2 separate regions of the Homo sapiens genome follow, and region 2 is linked to region 1. Evidence: read pairs that join two places in POLR2A ChIA-PET (ENCODE). Cell type or tissue: PC-3. All regions are shown on one strand.

Region 1 (8,000 bases):
TATTTATGAAAGGAAATTTTAAGATGCTATATTTATTCAAACAATTAGCCTCTAGCTTAGGAGTGTACATTTCTGCCTGCAGTAGACAGTCTTTTTTTTCCCAGTGACTCCATCATTGCGCAATATTTTTGGAGCGGTCTCCTTTTGTGCAGTCTCTCATTGCTTCGCTTTTATCCCGCAGATCATCATTGGCATCAAGTAGTTTTTCACTCTAAGGGTAAGTTTCTAGTAGAGCTAAACCTAATCTGATTAGTAAATATCCAGAATGAGGTGGGTGATTTGGAGGAACAATCATACATACATACATATATAAAAACACCCGTAAACACACACAAGAAATCCACAGAACATAAACTAAAAGCTAGAACTGTGTTATGATTTCAACAAATTTATGGTATAATGTTTATCTGTCATCACAGAATTTTTCAAACATTTCATCATTCTTACATAAATCTGATTGTCACTAACCCCCTTATGTGAAAGTTCCAATGCACGTAACCCCCCCCCCAAACATTTTATATATGTATAATTTTCACCTTTTTTCTATATCTAGACTATTAAGATTTTTTTTTTTTTGAGATGGGGTCTCACTTTGTCACCCAGGCTGGAGTGCAGTGGCATGATCTCGGCTCACTGCAACCTCTGCCTCCCAGACTCAAGTGATCCTCCTGCCTTAGCCTCCCGAGAAGCTAGGACCACAGGCATGCACCACCATGCTCAGCTACTTTGTGTATTTTTGGCAGAGACAGGGTTTCGCCACGTTGCCCAGGCTGGTCTCGAACTCCCAGTTCAAGCGATCTGCCCGATCCATCTGCCTCGGCCTCCCAGACTGCTAGGATTACAGGCATGAGCCACCGTGCCTGGTCACTAGACTGTTAAGATTTTTGAAAGTCAACTGAGTGTTTTATTTTTTCCTTCAGAAAATATTTTATTCAGCTTTCCATAATAGACAAAAGAAAAAATTCTCACTCTACTGTTTATGAAGCATACCACAAATGTTGATACTTTCTGGCTGTTTCAAATCTTTCGTACACAGTTAACCTAAAACTCTTCAAACATCATCTGAATAAATCTCCTCTCTGATCTTTTCACATGGTCCTGCATGTGACACACATCTTCACCAGAGGCATCTTCCTATTCACTTAGCCTTTTGTAAAAACCAAAAATTCTCGTGCTTGACAATACCCCCAACCACTCTAGTTGCATGAGAAGTACCTCAGTTAAAAACTCAAACTCACAGAAAATGTCATTTGCTTTTTGCCCTAAATAATTCTTTTTGTTTTGATGGAAAATCTGCCCTTCTATTAGCCATTAGCCAATTTGGAAAGCAGTCCTGTTGTGGACTGAAAGAAGCTATAACACATCCATGCTACACTTCTCATTTTCCAGACTTTCAAACACCACTCACATAAATATATCTAAATACTTTACATTTACAGCTCAGAATTATGAGCTAGAAAGCAAAAGATGCATAAGCAAAGCAGATCTCACCTTTGCAGAGGTTTCAAACCATCCGGCAAAGCCATGTTCTTTGCAGAATTGGTCCACCTGGGAAGGACTCTGGCTACTGTCCTTGTTCTGGTCACATTTGTTAGCCAAGAGGACAGCAGGGATAGGGCTGCCATTTGGAAGATGAACTTTACTATCCAGATCACTTTTCCATTTTAAGACTGCCTCAAATGTGGAACTTCTTGATATATCAAAGACTACAAAAGCACCAACAGCTTCCTTGTAGTATACTCGGGTCATGTTGCCAAATCGCTCCTGCCCTAGACATAAATATAAGAAAAAATTAAAAACTTGTAATTCAGACAGAGTCTACATTTAGGTATAACCCCTTTTACCCCAAGAGCAACACTATGAACAAATGTCTTCCATTCCACAGCAATATAACCTGGTGTGATTAAGGCTATCCATACAGACCATGACCCATAGAGCAGATGTGTCTGATAATTTGGTTTAAGTACATAATGAATTAGTTTTATGTTCTGTACAACATATTCTCCATAAAAACCAATATGACAATATTTAAAGCTACAAAGTCTGTCATTTATTCCGACTCGTCTCCCCTTAGTCTAAGAGAAGAGAGGCACTAAAGGAAAACATAAAGCTGGAAGTAGAGGAAGAAGAGACAAGAATAGAAGAAATGAAGCCTGCAGGAAGGAGATAAGTGCAGTGGGTAACATGCTAGTCAAATAGATTAGGGCTGGACATGAGATAAAGTAGTTCATGTTCTCAACTCATCTCTCCTTCATATCTCTAGCCCATACCCACTTCTGACTCAATATGCAAGATTTCACCCCTGTAAGTAGTAGATACATGAAAATCTGTTTCAGAACAAAAGGCACAACTGGTTGTGTTGTTACAAGAAGAATCAATTCCAGGGTTCTTCAAATGTCATTGTACTTTTAAAATAATTTATGTCAAACACTTTGGGAAAAATCTGCTTTGTACATTATATAGGACTTTGCAAAGCGTTCTCTTACTATCTGCTATTGTACTAATCTTTGGCATAGGAAAGACCCTTCTTTTCATCTGACAGATGTAACAACAGGAAAATGGATGCTTGGCCAGGATTATAGTGGCACTGACTAAAGAAGACAGGACTAGAATCCAGGTCTTCTGACTCCCACACACCTATAGAAGTGGGATGCTAGCCTTTCTGAACTATCTTGCAGTTGCCTTGACTTAGTTACTGACTACAGTGTGAAGGAAAAATGATTGGCAATCAATGCACATCTAAGATGTATCACTCTGTTCTATGATAAAGACACTTTCTTCTTGAAACACATGAGCAACAGGCTTTATCTACATTTTATTGACACATTTTCTCTGCACAGATGCAAAGATACCCCAAAATATAAAATTCTTCCTTCTCCAAACTCTACAATGCAATATAATTTTATATATTGTTTTAGGGAATAATGGAAGAAGAATAAAACAATGGTCAAACGTGAATGCATAAATTTAAGGTTTGTTTTGTGATGACTCCTCATATGGTTTAACTGAAGCTGTACTGTAATAGTCCAAAGGTCTAAATTTTACTGTAACAAATGGTCACATATGAAACCCTACTATTATGCTCATATTTTATTGTGATGTAAATCTGACCATTATATAGTTCATTGGCTCATAATGCTGACATTTATAAAAACTTACATGATATGCCAACTGTTCAAAATCGCTATTCTGCAGAAAGACTATATGCATTGAAATGATTCAGACTCCAATTTCAAATGCAGTGCACACATTACCAACCACTTCCATTTTTATATATTTTAATTATTGAATATGAAAAGACTAAGCAACAAGATATGACAGTCTTAAATTAGGAAATTGAAAAAGTAAGATTTCAAGATAATTACATGGTAATAAACTATTCCTTTGGACTATATCTTTAATTTAGAAAAGAGAGTGGGGTGACAAATGAGTAAAAGAACAGTTAGAAACCTAGAAGTTAACAAAGAGTTGTTAAACTTTAGTGACTGTTGCTTTTTTTTTTTTTTTTTTGTGAATCATCTGTAAATTTCAAGTATTTCCTTTTACTCGTGCTCATGAAAGATGATAGGAGAGTTGTGAAAAAAAAGACAAAGGGATATTACTAGGTATACTAATCGACAAAGTATAAGATGCAGCAAGGCAATCAGGATCCACATTCTATTTTGGATGGGAATCAAAACAATGTAAAATAAGTTTAGGCATAAATTATATAGTTTATATCTTCCAAGCACACATTTTATGCTTGGGTAAATATTATTTATATGAACTTCAGAGCAGACTGTTCCCAATTTGTCCTTTGGCCCAAAGGAGAGTTACTCATTCAGATTTTTATTAAAAAATGTTGATCCTAAAAAGCAAATCACTCAGTCAATACATGAAGGCTAAAGTATACTAGACCTAAATGGACAAACTTGTTTTTTTAAGATTTAACCTAGACCAGTCTTTCAATTTGCCTGAAAAATGCTATAGTGACTAATAAGCAATAAGCATATAATAGTAAACCAAATACTACTTTACCTACACTGAGCATTAAAAGGAAGATCAGAGACATCTCTTGCTATATCTTGAGTATGCATTTATTAAGATCTCTGTAAAGTGTTATCAAAGACTTCAAGATTTTAGTATATTTCAGTTATGTTTTGAGCAGCAGTCCTAAAGTACGTGTGAGTTAAGAGATGGCAATTGTCTAACACAAAAACTGCACTAAACTGCATCTGTATTTTAAAGCCAGATTCCTTCAATGCCGTAAGAACAGATTTGTGTATCTGAGGATCACAGTGGTTCTTAACCTGAAGAGTTCAGCTGAATCTGCTTAGCTACATGTGTAGAAAACATTTGATAATTCTAGCCTATCATACTTGCCACAGCTTTCAAGCATAGAGATTCGTCATAATTTCTTCACTACCTCGCCCTCTCACTGAAGCAACCAAAAAAAAAAAAAAAAAAAAAACCTAACTAGTAAAAACACCACACCTTAACTTAGTTATGGCAAGTAGCTGGCTCTATCTACTATTGTGCAATCAAAGAATATTTCTATTATTTGAGAATTAAATATGATCCAACTTTGTTACTACATAAGGCAAGTATGCTTAGCCCTGGGGGAAGTTTGTGGAGCAGCCATCAGTTTGCCTTCATTACATCATCATTACTTAATTCAAATGGTATGAGCTGAGATTCACTAGTAGCTCAAATATTCAAATCAAACAGTTAGTAATGTAGCTCTCCAAACTTTAGGCTAAGGATTTTTTGTTTTGTTTTGCTTTTTTTGGTCTCTAAAACAGTTTTTTTTGTTTTTTTTTTGTTTTTGGTCTCTCACTAAGCTATTTTTCTCCCTCATATTCAGAGATATTAAAATTCTATCTCTGAAAATCTTACTTATAATGTGAGCCTAATAATTTCTATAAATTTACCTCTAATTTTGTAAATTGCTGGTCTGTACTTGCTGTATGGGACAACAATACCTGTTGAAACAATATCTAACATCCAGAAATCCCTTTTGGAGATCTTAAACTTTTGTTTTCCTTCCTGGCAAAACTCAAGCTTTGGATTTAGTGAAAAGTACAAGGATATCCCATCTAGGCAGATGTTTATCAGAGTCTGATAAAAAACTAGATATGACCCCTTCCTGTCATTCGAGGTCTGTGATTAATAAAAAAAGAAGAGGTGATACCAGAAAGAAAATTTGTATCTTACTCCTGCTTTTACTTTCTCAAGTTTCTAACTATAAACACTTAAAAATCTAGTTACTCATACTGATTTACCAGCAGTGGGACCCAATCGTAGTTTAATAACAAAATGCCATAATTTACATAAAGAGTAAGGCAAGGTCAATCACCCTTGTAAGCAAGGTTTTAAAACCATCTTTGTGAAAAACCTCAGCTATGCTGCAGATTCCTGGAGAATGACCGTCACATGGTAAGGCAACCTTTAGAATCCATGACTTTGTCAAGAAGCAGAAATACTGCTCATTAGGGTTCTGTGCAACGGCAGGAAGTGTTTCGAAAAAACTTCTGGCTTCAAAGATGACTTTTCAAACGAACTTTTGGTTTTTGGTAACAAAAAACAACAACAAAAAGCTGAGTCCCTGGCTGATTACTCCTTTTTTCTGAGCAACTGAGTTGCATACAGTTATTCTCCTGTCTGAGGGACAGAAATGTGCTCTTAAATGAATGAGTTATAGGTTACAATTATTTACTACTCTTTCTTATGTAACAAGCTATAAATGACAAGAGCACTACCTGGCAGACAGACAGTAGACCTGTGATCCCCCCAACCACTCTGCTACCAGCCAGGTAGCTATACCCTCCATGGGCTTCAGTGTAGGGACTGTAGAATGAAGGGTGGCCTCAGGTGTCCTCTAACCCTAAACCAGCTCCCATTCTAATGCTGTACTGCAGACTGTGCTTCTTAACACCTGTAATGATTGAACAGAGTAATTTTCGTACTTTTTTTTTTTTTTTCTGAGATAGGGTCTCACTCTGTTGACCAGGCTGGAGTACAGCAGTGAGAACACAGCTCACTGAAGCCTTGACCTCTCCTAGGGTCAAGTGATCCTCCTGCCTCAGGCTCCTGAGTAGCTGGGACTACAGGCACGCACGACCACACTTGTCTAATTTTTTGTATGTATGTATGTATATATGTATGTATGTATTTTGTAGAGACAGGGTCTCACTAACAGCCCAGGCTGGTCTCGAACTCCTGTGCTCATGCGATCCTCCAGTCTAGGCCTTCCAAAGTGCTGGGATTACAGGCGTGAGCCACTGGCACTTGGCTTGGTACCATTTCTATGAACTTTCCAATAGTTAACATCATCTTTAAAACGCCCACTCCCAACCACCACACCAGGCAAAGTTCAAGTGTTCATAAATCAGAGCAGAGGGAAATGTACCCCCTCAAACAGAACAAATGAAAGCAAATGGCAGAGAAACACTGTATTGAGGAGTGGGGGGGGGGCGGGGGGGGGCGAGGGCACCAGGGATGGGACTAGGTGTTGGTTTAGCAAGAGAGGAAGGGGTGAGTGTAAGGTTTCAGAAAAGCTTTCCCAAATCTTCACGGAGTGTCTGTCCTCGGCTTCCGATGAGAGCAAAGTATTTGAGGAATGGAGTTTCCCTCACAAAGGCCAGTCTCAGAGCCAAGGCGGGTGGTGGAAAATGATCTGGAAAGGAACCTGGCTTTTGGTCTTGGTGGTGTCACTAACTAGGAGTGCAGCTTCGGGTTAAGTCACCCAATCCCTCTGAACTTGAGTTGAGGCTGAGAGGCGCCGGCCCGCTCCAAAGCAGCCTTCTCAACTAGTCCTGGTGTATGTATGATATACTTGCATTATTCAGAGTTCAAACTTCTGGAAAAGGCCCCCTGGCCTCCTCGCCTCCCTTCAGGAGAGCGAGCTCTGGCGTGCAGGACCTGCTCCAACTCCTACTGCCCATCCCATCCTCTGGGCCCCACCGAGTCCAGCCGACCGCGTCCATCGCATCTCGCCCTTGGATTGGGCCTCTCTCTTCTCCTAAAGGTACCCAGGCAGACGAGTTCAGGCAGAAAAGAAAAAGAAAAGAAGCAGAGAGGAGCCAGGCGGCCCGGCGGGGCTCTGGAGTGGGAAACTCGCGGCCGCGCTTACCCGCGATGTCCCACAGCTGCAGGCGCACCAGAGTCCTGCTGTCCCAGTTGAGGACCTTGAGGGCGAAGTCCACCCCGATGGTGGCCCGGTAGTGCTGGGAGAAGAGCTGGTGGACGTAGCGCTTGATGATGCTGGTCTTGCCCACGCCAAGCTCGCCGATCACCAGCACCTTGAAGAGGTGCTCGCGGGTCTCGGGCGCTGGGGCGGCGGCCGCCCCCAGGCCGGGGTCCCCGGCTCCTCCGCCCGCCATGAGCGCTGCGGCTGTCGGGCGCGCCTCGACTCCGAGTCTGGCCCCCTGCCCGGCCTCGCGCTCTGCCGCCGCGCCCCCGGCGGCCGCGGAAACTCCCCCGAGGCCGGCCAGCCCTCCGCCGCGCCCGCTGACGCCGCCTGACCGGTCACAGGACCCAGAACCCGCCAGTGCTCGCGGCCCGGGCGGGGCCAGACGAGGGCAGGGCCGGACGAGGGCAGGGCCTGGCGCCGGCTTGGGGAGGACCCTGCGCGAGGCGGCTCCCGCCCTGCGCCTCTGAAGCCCGGCCGGGCCCAACTGGACTTCCTCTCCCGGGCGGCGCCTCCGAAGCCCGGCCGGGCCCAGCTGGACTTCCTCTCCCGGGCGGCGCCTCCTGGCGGTCGCGGCGCGGAGGGAGGCCCAGACGCCCGCTGGTGGGCCTCCGGGGAGCCGGCCTGGAGCCTTTATGGGCCCCGGAGGTTCACTGGGGGCCTGAGGAGGCGCCGAGGTCGCTGAGCCCCCCCCGGGGCCGGGGTCGGCGTGGGGTCCGGGCCCAGCCTGGAAGCCTCTGGCCTGGAAATCCACCTCCTGCCCTACTCTCCCCGCAGGGAGAGCCACACTTGCGGGCCTTGGCTTGGGTCGCGAGCAGTCCCCTTTAGATGG
Region 2 (8,000 bases), 590 kb after region 1:
GTTGACCATAGCCAAGGATTGATTTTAATCCATCACCTGCACATTCATAAGTGAAGCACGGGCTAAGGGAATAGAATTCTCATGATTGACTTAAACAAGCACTGTCTGATACATAGACTTTTTGCAATTATGTGAATGCTCTATATTTGTGCTGTCCAGTACAGTAGCCACTAGTCACATAGCGCTACTGAGCACATGGGGCTAGTGAGACTGAAGAGCTGAGTTTATAACATTTAATTTTATTTATAGTCATGCATCACTTAATGATGGGGCTGTGTTTTGAGGAATGCATCATAGGCAAGTTTGTTGTGTGAACATCTTAAGAGTATACTTACACAAACCTAGGTGGTACCGCCAGCCTACTACACACCTAGGCTCTATGGTACAGCCTGCTGCTCCTAGGCTACAAACCTGTACAGTATATTCGGTACTGGATACTGTAGGCAGTTGTCACACCGTAGTATTTGTATATTTAAACATATTTAAATATAGAAAATGTACAATAAAGATATGGTATAAAAGATAAAAAATAGTACACCTTTGTGGGGTACTTAGCATGAATGCAGCTTATAACACTGAAGGTTGCTCTGGGTTAGTCAGGGAGTGAATGTGAAGGCCTGGGACATTACTGTACACTTCTGTAGACTTTGTAAACACTGTACACTTATGCTACACAAAGTTTATTAAAAAATAAAGTAATGCGGCTAGGCGCGGTGGCTCACGCCTGTAGTCCCAGCACTTTGGGAGGCTGAGGCATGCAGATCTTGAGTTCAGGAGTTCAAAACCATCCTGGCTAACACATGAAACCCCGTCTCTACTAAAAATACAAAAAAAAAGTTAGCTGGGCATAGTGGCAGGCGCCTGTAGTCCCAGCTACTCAGGAGGCTGAGGCAGGAGAATGGCATGAACCCAGGAGGTGGAGCTTGCAGTGAGCAGAGATCACGCCACTGCACTCCAGCTGGGCAACAGAGTGAGTCTCTATCTCAATAAATAAATAAATAAATAAATGCATTATGATGTTACAATGGCTATGATGTCACTAGTCCATAGGAATTTTTCAGCTCCCTTATGGAACCACTGTAATATTTGGTCCCTCATTGACCAAAATGTCATTATACAATGCATAACTGTATTGAAAGTTAAGTAGTCACATGCAGCCAATAACTACCTTATTGGATTTGCTTTGGCCAATAGTAGCTAGAAACTACTTCCTTGGAGGTGCCAAGGAAATCACTTCCTTTGAATCATAGGGCCACCTTGTTCCTAAATAAAGGTTCAGTCATCAGGGAAGGAGGATAGACCTTAGGCAGGTAAATAATGTCACTTTAGTTTCTTTTATGGTTATTGGTCTATTCATATTTTCCTTCTTGGGCCAGTTTTGTTCATTTGTATTTTGTTAGCAAAATTTTATCACTTTATAATTTATCATTTTATCTAGATTTTTCAGATTTATTGAATAAAGTTATACTTAATATTAAAATTTCTAAATCTCGTGCATCTTTTTGTTTTTGCTCTTTAAATCAACTTTATGATATAATTTATGTATAAGAAAATTCAATTTAAAGTATATAATTTGATGAGTTTTGACAGATGTATACTCTGCAATCATGTGTTGAACATTTATGTCACCCCAAAGCCTGCCTTCCTGCTCCTTTACTGTCAGTCACCTCTTTATACTTCCTTGCCCCTGGTAACCACTCATCTACTTTCTGCAATCAGGTTTTTGCCATTTCTAGAATTTCATGTAAATGGAATCATATAGTATATAGTCTTTCACATCTAGCTTTCTTCAGTTTAGCATAATGCTTTAACAGTTCATTCAGGTTATTTTACAGAAGTCTCTTTTTATCACAGAATAGTATTCCATTGTGTGACTATGCCACAATTTGTCCATTCACCAGTTGATGGACATTTGGGTTTTCTTCCAGTTTGGGGCTTTTAATAGTAAAGCTGTTAACATTCAAGTTTAAATTTTTGTGGATTTATGTTTTGATTTCTCTTGGATAAATACCTAAGAGAGGGATTACTAGGCTGCATAGTAAGTTATATTCAATTTTATTAGAAACTGATACTTTTCCAAAGTGACTGTGCTGTGTTCAAATGTTGGAGAGTTCAGTTCTGTTTGAGCCATACTCTCAGTGTTTTAAATTTTTGACTATTTTAGTATATGAATAGTGGCATCTCATTGTGATTTGTGGGTTGAATTTGTATTGCTTTAATGACTGATGCTGGTGAAAATATTTTCATATGCTTATTTTACACTTATAGGTCATCTTTGGTGAAATGTCTATTCAAAATTTTTGACTTTTTTAAATGTTTGTCTTACTATTAATTTGTGAGAGTTCTTTATATATTCTGCAAACATATCCTTCATCAGATACTTGATTTGCTAATATTTTCTCCCATCTGTGACTTGCTGTCATATTTTGATGACAGTATCTTTTGAAGAACCAAAATATTTAATTTTGATGAAACTTAGTTTATCATATTCTTACATAGTCTATGGTTTTTGTTTCCTGCTTAAAAATTTTTGTGCCTTTTTTTTGGGCTAATCCAATGTCATTTAGGTTTTCTCCTCTGTTTTCTTTGAGAAGTTTTAGTTTTAGCTTTTATAGTTTATTATCTATTTTTAGTTAATTCTTACATTTTAGGAGGTAAAGCTTCATTTCATTGCATATTGGTATCCATTTACTAAAAGGATACCTTTCCCATTGACTGCCTCTGAACTTCTTTCAAAAATCAATTGACCATCCATGTGTGGGTCCACTACAGGACATTTCCCTTGATCTATATGTTGGTCTTTACACCACTACTGCACCATTTTTATTTCTTTTGACATATGTCTTGGAATCAGTGTAAGTCATTCAACTTTATTTTTCTTTTCTAAAATTATATTGACTTTCCTGTATTGTAGGCATTTTAGTATAAATTTTAACATCAGGTTGTCAGTTTCTACAGAACAAACCTGTTGGAATTTTGAATGGGATTGCTTTTCTATAGGTCAGTACTAAGAAATTGACATCTGAACATTTTGAGTCTTCTAGTCCATGAACATAGTACACTGTATAGATCTCTGATTATACTGTTATACTATTTTCTAAATTTTTATGTATGCTTGAAAATTTTCAGAATGAAAGTATAGTAAGTTATCTTTTACAGAAATTTAAAAATCAAGAAAAAAGTTTACTATATTTATACACATATTTTTTGTTTTTGCTTTTTATTTCCTTGTGTGTGGATCCAGATTTCCATCTGATGTCATATTTCTTCTACCCAAGCGCTTCTTACATTACTTAGATTGTAGGTATACAGGTGATAAGTCCTTTTGGCTTTTGTTGATCTTTTTTTCACCTTCATTTTTGAAAGATATTTTGCTGGGTTTAGAGCTGTGGGGTGGGAGCAGTGTCTAAACCAGAGAAATAGGGCCAATCTGGAGAGAAGTCCTCACTTTTCAGTAATTTAATTATGGCATACCTTATTGTGATTGTTCTTTATGTTTGCCCTGATTGGGTTTCATTGAGCTTCTTGGTTTTCTGAGTTGATGGTTTTTATAGAAGTTGGAAAATTTTCATGCATGATTTTTTCAAAAAGTTTTTTGTATCCTTTCCATTCTTTGCTGCTGAGATTCCAGTTTTATGCATGTTTGACTCCTTAACATTGTCTAGTAGGTTTCTGATGTTCTATTTATTGTTTTTTCAGTCTTTGTTTATCTCTACTTCATTTTTGACAGTTTCTGTTGTTACTGTTGTTTCCATTGTTTAAGCTTATTCTGCTTCTTTTTTTCTTTGCCATTTCTAATCTGCTGGTAATCTCATACAATGTGTTTTTCGTTTTAGATGTTGCATTTCCATCTGCATAAATTCTATAGGAGTCACTTGTATATCTATCATTTTTCTTTGTCATATTCATGTTTTCCTCTACCTTTAACATATTGAGAATATTTACAGTAGCTGTTTGAATGTTTGTTTCTGCTAATTATATCATCTGTGTCTTTTCTGGGGCTTTTTGATTTTTTTCTTGTAATGGGTCTTATTTTTCTGTTTTATTTTCATTTTTTTTGCGTGCCTGATAATTTTAGATTTGATGCCAGACATTTGTGTTGGATTTTGTTTCGCTCTTTTAAGTATTGTTGGGCTTTGTTCTGAGGGGCAGTTAAATTACTTGGGATTGAGAGATTTACCTTCCTATTATATTGCTTATTAAATGTATTTCTACAATTTATTTTATTTTATACAACAAATTGCCTTTACTATTAAAGACTAGCAAAACCATTAGAATTTATTTGATAAATGAGATTATGGTTAATATGTTCATTCCTTAGTCATAATGACCTGGTAAAAAAATTACTCATTGCCTTATATCTCACAGAAGATTTCATATTATGTTTATGGGCTATGAATTTATGCTGAATTTCTCATCTGGTAACCCTTAAATACTAAATCATCTCTTGTTATACCTCCTGTTGTTTCATTTGTCCTCTAGAGTTCACAGTTACCAGCCAAGAAAACTTGAAAATGAGCAGCCGACGGAAACGTGCTCCTCCAGTGAGGGTAGATGAGGAAAAGAGGCAGCAGCTTCATTGGAATATGCATGAGGACAGAAGGAATGAACCTATCATCATAAGTGATGATGACGAGCAGCCCTGCCCAGGTTCAGATACCTCTTCTGCTCATTATATCATTCTAAGTGATAGTCTAAAGGAAGAAGTGGCTCACAGAGATAAGAAGAGGTGTTCAAAAGTGGTGAGCTTCTCAAAACCAATTGAAAAAGAAGAGACTGTTGGTATTTTTTCCCCTTTGTCTGTAAAGTTAAATATTGTGATTTCTCCCTATCATTTTGATAATTCCTGGAAAGCATTTCTAGGAGAATTAACTCTTCAGCTTCTTCCTGCACAGAGTTTAATTGAAAATTTTTCCGAAAGGAGTATTACATTGATGAGTTCAGAGTCAAGCAATCAGTTCCTGATTTATGTTCATTCAAAAGGTGAAGATGTAGAGAAACAAAAAAAAGAACCGATGAGTATTTGTGACAAGGGTATTCTGGTGGAGTCATCCTTCAGTGGTGAAATGTTAGAAGATTTGGGGTGGCTACAAAAGAAGAGAAGAATAAAACTCTATCAGAAACCAGAAGGAAATCACATTATCAAGGTACTCAGTTTTTTGTGGTGTCTTTTTTGAGGCTCTTCTACATTGGCAGTCCAATTTTAAATTAACTTGTGAGAGAAGTCTGAAAAGCCAGCAATAAGCCTTTCATTGTTAAGTTTCAAAGTACACTTTAAGCTTTTAATAACTATTCAAAGTATGTTACAACTAATCATTTTCAGGCTACACTTTTTCAAGATCTTCCATCTCTACTTTCAGTGACTTGTTTTGGTCCTCATCATCAGTTCCTCTTACTGCAGCAGTCATTTAACCATTTATCTGTTTGCTATTTTGCCTTTTCAAATGCTTCGATTTTGTCTCTGGAATTGTATGATTGAATGCAAATGAAATTCTACCCATTACTGCCTACAGAATTAAGTATAATCTTTCTAATCTGGCACACAAGTTCCTCCCTTGACAAGCCCTTGAGCCTTACCCTTTATTACTCTGCTTTTTATTTTGTCCCAGAAACTCCAAATTGATTTATTTTCTCCATATACCACACTGACTTTCTGCGTCTTTGCTTTTGTTCTTATAGTTCCTTCTGCTTGAGTTGTTCCCTTCCCCTTCCCTGGTAATTCCTGGTTATTCTTTAATATTTAGTATAGCATTTAATTCACCCAGGGAGATCGTTTCTTAAATCTATTGGTAGTATTATGTGCCCTCTCCTCAGAATCTCTGGTAGATTTTTTTTTTTGGCCTTGGCGGCTTGTCACATACTTAACATTTTAGATCATTCCCCTCTGCTAAACTATGAAGCCTTTCATCTTTACAGCCTAGTAAAGTACCTGGTACCTAAATTTTCAGTAGATGAATGAATAAATTTGTAATTTATTTCAGTCTCTGTCATTCACTGGCCAAATAACTTTATGTGAATCATTTAAATGCTCTAATTTCAGTTTCTTTATGAAATGTAAATAATACCCATTCTTCTTACAGCATAGAATTGTGTTGAAAATCAGGCCAGATAATGTAAGAAAGTATACTTTGTAAACTGTGAAGCAAGTTAATATGCTTTTATGCTAAACCTGAAAATTTAAAATGTTAATTTCATGTTGTTTAACTGAAAACTGTCTCATATATTTCTTGCATCGATAACCTTAGTTATAGTTTTAGAATTGTCAGAAGGAAAGGAGAACATTTAGAATTATTAGACTCCAATTAATTTTTCCCTGTACAGTGAAACTATGTAATCAAACATTCCCTCTCTTTACTGATTTTGCCAAAATTGTGGCTCAGTGATAACAAGTATGTAACAATTTATGACTCACATATCTGTGTTCTATCTACGTTCCCTACAGACCAAGTGTTAATCTATTCTGTTTTTCCTGATCCTGAATTTTACAAATATTTAAACATTTATTGCTGCTGTAGTAAGACATCACCAAGCGAGCCAAGACAGAATACTAGCAGTAATGAAATACACTCTTTGTCATTCATTTCTGTGTAAGGCTGGTGGATTCCTGTTCTGTAGTGAAAGAATATGAGATTCTCAGTGATTAGGGAGTCAGGTACAACATAGTCAACATGAAGTAAAGGGAATTAACATTTATTGAGTGTCTACCATTAGAAACTTTTATAGTTATATTATTTAAGATGGACTTCTCTCCATTTTGTAAATGAGAACACTTAGGTCAAAATCAATAGGTTATTTTTCTCAAATTCATTTAGCTTCCAAATATCAATGCCAGTATTCAAAATCAAGTCTTTCAACTGTAAAACTTCATACCACATTGCTTCACTAGGGTCAAAATATTAACATTAATCAAGGTCTGTTTTTTTACACGTTTTAGTGTTTGATTCAGTAATGAGGATGCCCAAACCTAACTGTGCAGAAGATTCCTAGCATGTATGTCATAATCTTCTGGGGAAATCGGCATTTTTAACAAACTTGACTGATTAATTCATCAGTTTTGGGAATCATTGCATTGGTAGATAGAACTAGGTGTTCTTATCACATTCTCCCAGGTTCGATTTCAGTTAGGGGAATATTTTTTTCCAGCAACTCGAATTGTACATTGTAGGCACTTACATTTATAATTTGTTAGTGAAAATGAAACACGTGGGGGAAATTTGGTAGGCATGTATTTATTGTTTGTGTCACACATGCTATGAATACCTTTAAAAGTAGTGATGCTAATTTTTTCTTGCTTATGTCCTCATAAAGAATGGTATATTTCAAATGAAACTACTTTTATTTTGATTAATTGTTTTTAGGTTGGAATTTATCTTTTGGAAGCTGGCCTAGCAAAACTAGACTTCTTGAGTGATGCAAATTCAAGAATGAAAAAGTTCAATCAGCTCATGAAGAAAGTAATGGAAAAGTTACACAATTCTATTATTCCAGGTAATATTTACAGTAAACTTAAAAATTGCTATTACTTAGGAGTTGTGAGTTTTTTCCTCTAACCCCTGGACATAACAATCAGAAAAACAGCTAATAAAGCCATAATAAAAATTAAATGATTATATGGCAAATTATACTTATTTGAAATGCACCCACTAATATAATTTGTTTCTTTGGTTAACTCTGTGCTTACCTTATATTAAATATTAAAGAAATATTTGCGGAGTCAATATGCAAGTCAAAAGGCAGAGTCTAAAGGGATCTGAGCTGGTTGGGATTTTTGCATTATTCCTGTGCTTTTATTTTGTCATGGGCCAGAAATTCTTGGCTGGCGTTTATTCCACCTCTCCTTTGCAGTCTGACAAATAATTTCAAAAGCCTGGTTCCCATAAAGACCAGATAACTTTGCTCTGTTTCTTGGCAAGACGTTGCATCTTTGGTCAGGACTGCAGATTCAGAGTTGTCTGCCATTGGTCACCTTGGGAGAGTGTGGATGGCTTGGTGCAGCTCAT

The links. Peaks named below come from ENCODE experiments on the same cell type or tissue, not always from the same donor. Only the 100,000 strongest peaks of a DNase experiment are listed, where the experiment ranks them.
Region 2: POLR2A ChIA-PET joins it to region 1 with 11 read pairs; 6 of 35 experiments call an interaction of 5 or more read pairs at or near these places.

The regions. Positions count from the first base shown.
Region 1 is chr6:146,543,233-146,551,232 of GRCh38, reverse strand. RAB32 (RAB32, member RAS oncogene family) reads right to left here and starts at 7,400. Exons shown (of 3, transcript NM_006834.5): 1 at 7,112-7,400; 2 at 1,492-1,769. The coding sequence starts at 7,361. RefSeq lists a silencer at 7,447-7,826. In PC-3, a CTCF peak has its summit at 7,750 (motif pointing left); DNase peaks (open chromatin) are centred at 4,592 and 7,672; H3K4me3 peaks cover 4,395 bases; H3K27ac peaks cover 2,378 bases.
Region 2 is chr6:145,951,837-145,959,836 of GRCh38, reverse strand. SHPRH (SNF2 histone linker PHD RING helicase) reads left to right here. Exons shown (of 30, transcript NM_001042683.3): 2 at 4,483-5,147; 3 at 7,359-7,488. The coding sequence starts at 4,515. Among named protein-coding and RNA genes, the nearest start is that of SHPRH, 8.5 kb to the left of the region's middle. In PC-3, no CTCF peak of the experiment used is centred here; no DNase peak of the experiment used is centred here.